3 separate regions of the Mus musculus genome follow, and all the other regions are linked to region 1. A link is a loop called in an ENCODE intact Hi-C map of the cell type or tissue named here. Cell type or tissue: gastrocnemius. All regions are shown on one strand.

What was found. Hi-C counts contacts between places; a loop is a spot of excess contacts. Peaks named below come from ENCODE experiments on the same cell type or tissue, not always from the same donor. Only the 100,000 strongest peaks of a DNase experiment are listed, where the experiment ranks them.
Region 2: a loop joins it to region 1, with 2.5 times the contacts of the local background. A loop is called at or near these places in 7 of 42 quality-filtered maps.
Region 3: a loop joins it to region 1, with 3 times the contacts of the local background. A loop is called at or near these places in 3 of 42 quality-filtered maps.

What each region holds. Positions count from the first base shown.
Region 1 is chr4:53,353,732-53,356,231 of GRCm38, forward strand. The region is part of intron 2 of Gm12496 (a long non-coding RNA gene); the gene reads right to left. Among named protein-coding and RNA genes, the nearest start is that of Gm52737, 27 kb to the left of the region's middle. In gastrocnemius, a CTCF peak has its summit at 1,414 (motif pointing left); a DNase peak (open chromatin) is centred at 1,501; H3K27ac peaks cover 636 bases.
Region 2 is chr4:53,277,162-53,279,661 of GRCm38, forward strand. No RefSeq gene overlaps it. Among named protein-coding and RNA genes, the nearest start is that of Mexis, 8.2 kb to the left of the region's middle. In gastrocnemius, no CTCF peak of the experiment used is centred here; a DNase peak (open chromatin) is centred at 1,065; H3K4me3 peaks cover 391 bases; H3K27ac peaks cover 335 bases.
Region 3 is chr4:53,195,106-53,197,605 of GRCm38, forward strand. No RefSeq gene overlaps it. Among named protein-coding and RNA genes, the nearest start is that of Lexis1, 22 kb to the right of the region's middle. In gastrocnemius, no CTCF peak of the experiment used is centred here; DNase peaks (open chromatin) are centred at 1,083, 1,269 and 1,592; H3K4me3 peaks cover 1,487 bases; H3K27ac peaks cover 1,905 bases.

The DNA of each region.
Region 1 (2,500 bases):
AAATGTGAAAGGCAAACTGAAGAAATAGCAAAAATTGAACTCGAAGCTAAGACCTTAAAAGGCAGGGCTCAGCACTGCAGATTCAGGCCTAGAGCCCAGTGACAAGACAGCAGAGGGCACAGGAAAGACCTGCACTGGAAGAGACCCTTGTTTGCAATGAGCCACTCCCACGTTTGATGTGTTGCTTTCTGTTCTTTTGTCCTCTTTGTCTGCAGTCACACAGAGGCTGTAGACAGATCCACTCTAGGTTCAGGTTATATTTTTTTCCCCAGCAAAATTAATTCCAGATTCTCTGAGCAGTGAGTCTGACCCAGTAGCCAGACCATCCCCACCCTCAACAAGGCTAGGACTCTCTTTGAGAGTGAGTAGCTTTGCATACCCTTATTGTGATTCATGAGATTATATTCCCTTGTTTACTTGGGTTGATCACCAAAGCTGCACAATAGACTTTATTTTAAAGGTTAGCACTAGCCTAGGTAAATATGAAGCAAAACAAGTCAGGGGTTTGCCTCAAAATATCGTAAAGGAAAGACATTTTGGCATGTATTAATGAGTCAGATGGGTTCTGTACTGTTCATTTTTAAAGCTAGGTGTGGAGTGCACACAGCGGGTTTATCATCTTCTCTGCGTTTTTTTCTGCACATGCTTAAAATCTGCTATAATAAAATGTTAATAAAAACAGCATGTTCTGTTTTAAGTGCTGACCTAGAATTTTAGGTAGCCAAGGATCAGATCTTAATGGGCTTACATTTATCTATGAAGAGGCTTTTTAGCTTTTTCCCATCATCAGCTTGATAAGATGAATTATTCTGGGGCACCATAACCTCTTTTTAATTGGTCTCTCTGAATAATAGGATTGCTGTCTATCTTTCCTTTCATATTCCTTTCCAAATTTTCAGACTTTTTTCACATGAGTGACTATTTTCTTTAACATTAGGAAAACCAACAAATCTGTTATCAGTAAATAAGTATTACTAAGAAATATTTATTATCCATATGGACTCACTGAGCTTTCATCTACACGATGGATTTATCTCATATTTAATGTGAAAAATGATTTGAAATTTTACAGATGGCAAGAAGGTATGTATTTCTGTCCCCTAATGAATAACAAAATAACGGGTAAAACTTGGAAGTTTGGGAGGTCTGAGGAGCAGTCATCCGGAATGGAATGTACTTCGAGTTAAAGAGACTTCTTCCTAAGAGATGGGACAGCTGAATAAAAACATTAAAAACCTGAATAGATGCAAGGATGTGTTTGCGGAGGGAAATGTTTATGCCATTACCTCAGTCCTGAATGTCACTAGCAAATACTGCAAAGTAATGAAGGAGGCCATTAAAGTAGGGACGGAAAACCATCCTCCAATGTTTCAGGAGACACTCTGACATCTTAATTATATTCTGCCACCTAGTGACTGAGGAAGATGAACGTACTTGCTTAGCCAGGCTCCAAGTGCACACACAGGGCAGTCCTGCACCTCTTGGTTTCAAGAGTCCTGGCCTGACCCACAGGGATTGGGCGTGGGGTGAGAGTGATTCTATCAGCACTGGTGTGCCTCGACTGCCATCTGCTCACTACTCCTACTACAACTGTAAAGGAACCTACAGATATGGCTGAAGCTGCAAAGCTCTCTATTGCTCCCAGACCAAGGAGCTGGAAGTCCTCTCTCCATCGAAGCACAGCTCCCCAGCCCAGGGCTTCCTCAAGCTCTTTGTAGAGGGCTGTCAGGTTCAACAAACTAAACTAATTTCCATTTGGGTATTTTTAATTCCAAAGTTCCATGATCAGGATAAAGTAAATGTAGTGACTGCAACCAGTAAGATGGGCCAAAGTTTACTCCCAAGTCCTTGAGATCTCACAAGTCTGGACGTGGGAACTGGTATGAATAACCCCCCACATGCCCCATGAAAAATAAAGCAGTGCTTTGAAGTCACATCCTCTGGCATAGCACAATTTCTCTTCCCTTTGATGATGAGGCCCATAATGCATTGCAGTGGTTTTTCCTAGGCTTGACCTCAGCATTTCTAGGCAAGAACCACAGAATTATGTGACTCTCCCAAAGCTCTCCAGGTTCTCCTCTGTCATTGGTCAGCATCCTTGGCACAGTTGCTAATGGACAGACGTTGTGTTATAGCTGTGGTATTTAATAAGGCTCTCCATTCTGTGCAGGAACTGCGGACAGGATCTCAGAACACGCAGCTAAAGCACCAGCATCATCAAGAAGGCTGTGATACCGACCCGGATACCAATAACAGCCTTCGGGGGCTTTTTGAACACAAGATGAAGGCATGCGACACCAGAATAAAGCTTTGGTTGAGAAAGTGACTGGGACAGACTGAGCTATTTTTCCAAATATGCAAACTATCAACATGCTTTGAAACTAAGGTTTTATTGGAACACAGATATATGTCCCTTCCTTTAAGAATTAAGATGTGTTCTACTCTATGGTGGTTCTCACAGAGGCCACATGGTCTGCCAAGTTTAAACGATTAATTCCCC
Region 2 (2,500 bases), 77 kb before region 1:
GAGAGAGAGAGAGAGAGAGAGAGAGAGAGAAAGAGAGAGAGAGAGAAAAGATGGGGGAGGGAGAGGGTAAAGAAGGAAGGAGGGAGCCAAACAGGTAGGAAGAAAAGAGGCTGGGAGAGAAGGAAGAAAAGAAGGAAGGGAAGAGAGAAGGACGGAAGGAAGGAAGGAAGGAAGGAAGGAAGGAAGGAAGGAAGGAAGGAAGGAAGGAAGGGAAAATTCACATGATTTACTTTCTAGAAGGTATTTTGCCCAATACCTTCCTCTATTTTCTAAAACTTGGACTGTACATGAAAAAGGGGAATAAGGCAGCATGCTGTGTTAGCAGCAGATAAATTCTAAAACTCTGGAAGTAAGTTCATTATGGAATTCAAAATCTTCAGATCATGTATAAATTTGTAATTCTTACAAATGTTTGGTTTGTGATTTTTCATAAAGTCATGGGTTGCTTTTATGATAAGGAAGCAGCTAGTGTCATACTTTTAACATTATTATTTTACAAGATGACAGATTGAAAACTAGACAAAATCATGCAGGAGGCATCTCAGCAGAGTCAGGAATCTGGGCATCCCTCTGCCAGACAGGGTTTGTTTTCTTGACCGGAACTCTTCTCAGAAAGAGATGAACTCTGGTGAGCCTGTTGTTTATGTGACAGAGCCCATCAGTTTTGTTCTCCACGCACCTTCTACTCCTCTGGGACCTCTGTGCCTCTAAGCAGCCTCTGAGCTGCCACAAACCTACCTCTTTCTCCATTTCACTTTAGGTTCTCTTGCCAAGGCTGCAGAGATTGGCTCTGCTACTTAACTGAGCTGGGATGTGCTATTAAATCTCTCACCCATAAAAGGGAGATAATCCTCCCTTGGAGTGGAAGAAGAAATTATTCACGGCATTGCCACATGCCTCTCTCTGCCCGTCTCCCAAGAAGACTTAAGCACTAACCCAAGCTGTATTTTTGTAACTGTGTCTGCGAATGGTGGGGACTCTGGCTTCAAAGCCACAGCGACTGTGGTTCCCCTTTTCTGCCCTATCTATGCCCCTGGGGAAAGGTAATCAGCAGAGCAAAACCTTCAGTACAGAAAGCGACAGAGCCACCTCACAGTCACCCCTTTGATTTCCTGCCAAGTAGACTGGGACAGCCCACAGCTTGAATTTAGGTGAAGGGACAAAAAAGGATTCTGACAGCTTCGCTGAGTTCATATCACAGGGATCTGTACTGCGGTTTTGACATAAGCCTGGCTTTCTCTTCATATTAGGAGATCAGGATGCACTTCTTCAAAATGCCGGATATCACGAGCTCTCACAACGGTATGGAAAGACCTCAATGAGACTAACAGTGAACCCCTTAGAGAGGCTTCTAGGAGGAGCTCTCTCTCCTCTTCTGTGTGTCCCCTTCCCTCCTCTCCTTCTTTTCTTCTTCCTTCTTCACTTCGGCCTCAGAAGCAGCCCTTCTCTAGTCACCATAACCTTCACCGTACTGACCTGTAAGGCCTCGATTTACCAAACCATGAGTGCTATATTTTCCTCCTGCATTTAATTCCCAGTGCCAAGCATGGAACCTGGTTTACTGTGCTCGTTTAGTATTTGACAGATTGAAAGAATGAATGAATGAATAAATACCTCTCACACTAAGTGTAACTCTTTACTTATACTAACAGATTTTCTAGTGGCCCTGCTATAGTGGCTCCTGTCTCAGTTAATAAGCTACTCAAGCTTTCCAAGTTTTCTGTCCATAAAATGTACTGAGCCTCTTTCTCTAACAATTCATATCTAATCCAGGAACAAGCCCAGTGGCTCACGTTATACCCAGTATTCAGCCTCATTGTTGAATGAATACTGAACGAATGAATGAATGAATGAATGAATACACTATAGCAAGGTCACACCTAGAAAATCCGTTAGTGTAAAGAGTTACACTTAGTGTGAGAATGAATTCATTCATTCTTTCAATCTGTCAAAGCCAGTAACTTCTAGAGTCTATTTTTAATACAAGAAATCATGTTAAAAAAACAAAACAAAACAACATTAGATCAGCTTACTTTGGTGTCTAAAACGTGCCAATGGCTTCTCATTGTGCACAAAGACAAGCCAACATCATTACCAAGACCCTCACATCTTCCATTCCTCCCCCTCGTTGCTCTGACTTCACCCCCCACTTTCCCCAGACAAGCCAGCTTGGCTCCAGCCATGTCTGCCTCAACTTAATTGTTCAAGCCTGCCAGACATGCTCTCACCTCAGCCCTCTGGAGTGCAGGTTTCCACCCCTTAGGTGTTCCAGCCTGTGGCTATCAGACGGACTTATCTCTGGGGCTTCTAATGGCAGACATTCTGGCCAGGAAATTTGAAAGGCAAGTTGAATCTCCTTGTAACAAACAATCAGTCCAAACCCTCCATCCACATGGTCACAGAAGGCCTGGAGGCTGGTAATGTAGCTCTGTGGTAGAGGCTTAAATAACGTGTGAAGTTCATCATTGAGCCAGCATTGAGAACAGTCGAGATATTCTCT
Region 3 (2,500 bases), 160 kb before region 1:
AAATTTAAAAAAGGGAGAGTTGGCAGCAGGGAGAGGTTGTTTATTAGTGCCAATAAGAACTCAGGGTTAGTTAGGAGCTGGGGTGGGAAGAGAGTTGGGGACGTCTTCACTTTCAGTGCCTTGAACCAATAAGATGCCAAGAAGAATCTGATCAGAGTAACTACCCAGCTCAAGGAAACCACTGTCATTGCTTTGTTAGAACCAATGGCACCTTCTAGAACAGTGGTTTCCAACCTTCCTGATGTTGTGACCCTTTAATCTAGTTGTTCATGTAGTGGTGACCCTCAATCATAAAATTATTTCGTTACTACTTCATAACTGTAATGTTGCTGGTGCTATGCATAGTATTGTAAATATGCAGGATACCTGATATGAGACCTCTATGAAAAGGTCTGGGGTGTGGGTGGGGGTAGGTGTGGGGGCAGGGTTGTGACCCCCAGGTTGAGAACCGATGTTCTAGACTATGCTACCAGAGAACATTTTTGTTGTTGTCTTCCTGTAAGAAAAAGCAAAGCAGTATTTGAAAGCGTTCTATTTGAAGAGTATGTCACAATGTAAATCATTTTTTAAAAATATGCACTTTGAAGGCATGCTATGTTTTAAAGACACTCCATTAGAAGAAGTAGAAAACGAAAGCAAAATTTTAAATCAAGTTTTTACTTTATCCACTGGTTCTCTTTAAAGAATTCCTTGTGGGTCACGCTGAGTCTTAATAAGTGGGACACTAAGTACTGCCTATGGATACCAGTAACAGAAAAACAATTGTGTTGACACAACAGGTTTTACAGATGGTATTTTCTAAGTTTTTTATTTGTTGAATGGACAACTTAGGATTTGTGGAGCTAGAGCTAGAGAAAGAGCTGATGAACTTCAAAACAGGCTTGGAATGCTTAACCGGTGTCCTTTCTAATGAACTGACTGCTAGTTCATTGACAACAGCAGATCTAAAAGGATTCTGCTCGCAGGCCTCCTGTGGCTGGAACACTCCAGCTGGCTAGCTCTGCAGAGATCTGGCCCCAAGAGGTCTCGCCGCTTTAAGCGTCCTAGGCCTTGGACACGCCCACCAGAAAGCCAAACACAAAGCGCGGTGTCTGCTGGAAGTTGTAGTTCCAGACCCTAGCAAGTCTTGACTCGTCCTCTCCTTCCATTTCATTGACTCTTAACAGACCACAGACTCTGAGACCGCTTCAGATTACGCATTGATCATTTCAAGGTATAAGATGAGAGGAATTTTCTTTAATCACCGGATCTGGGCGCTGCTGCTGCTGCTGCTTAGAAAGTATCTGGAAGGCGCGCATGCGCGTGAAGGTAGACAACACAGCCTCTGACTCCCCTAGAGCTGGGATGAAGGGGACTTAGGCCCTGTATATAGTAACAGTTTGTGATAGTGTGGTTTGCAGGTTGTGACGGAAACCGAGGAAGGCAGACGGTCACGTTAGGACCCCATCTGGACTTCTAGGACACTTCCACCTTCTAGTTGTTCCCAATTTGCAGAATTGCAGTTTTTTCCATATCCCTTCATCTCTTTATGGAAAGGCTTTCCCTGCGGCGTTGTGAAATCCTCAGCTCTTCAGCCAAGGCCTTTTAGCCTGCCTGGAATTCAAACTGTCTCTCCTTGCCAGCTTCAGGTCATTCCAGGCAGCAAAAGGCACGGGCTGTACAGGCGTTGCTACTGCTGCTCTTCCTCGTCTTGCAAAGCTGGAGCCAGCCAGATAGAAGCTTGGATACCTGAAGCTTAGAAAGTGTTTGGAAGGAACGCAAGCGATGCGCATACATGATAGATAAGTAAATGCATAGATTAGATGTCTTTAATTCTTAAAGGGCCTCTCATAGCTTTCCTGTGTTCTTTGAGGTGGCAATTGTTATGCAAAAGAGCGGGTGAGAATCTATGACTGTAGTCAGTGGCAGAACCGCCAAACTGAAAGTTGTAGGAGTTACAAATCTGCTTTTCCATCATATCAAAGTAGACAGAGCTAAAGGGGACCAAGGCTGCACCTGATGTTGACTGCCTTTCTGAATAGCCAGTCCAGACCACAGCCGCTCTTAAAGTAGTGAGCAATTGCCTTTCAGTGAGTGAATCTCCTTCCAGCAAATACAGAGGATGTTGCTTGGAGACATGCTTAAGACTGAGCAAACACGTTGTGCTGGACTCTGGAAAGAGAAGCATTAGATTTTAGCTAAGGGAGTGACCAGGTTATGCTCTAAAGTGCCCTTCATTTCTCAGAGAGAAGAGTGAGCCACACTGTCTGTGTATTTGCAATCTCCCATTCTGCAAATGTAGTGCTGTTATTCCTTGCATCAGCAATGCTAACACAAATGTCAAATAGGCATATAAGTGATGAAATCCCCTGGCCTTGTTGCCCATGTCTCTAACCTCAGCACTGGGAAGGCAGGCAAATAATAGATCTCTATGAGTTCTAAGTTAGCCTGCTCTATTATCATGAGTTCCAGGCCAGCCAGGGCCTCCTAGTGAGAATCCGTCTCAAACAACAACAAAAAA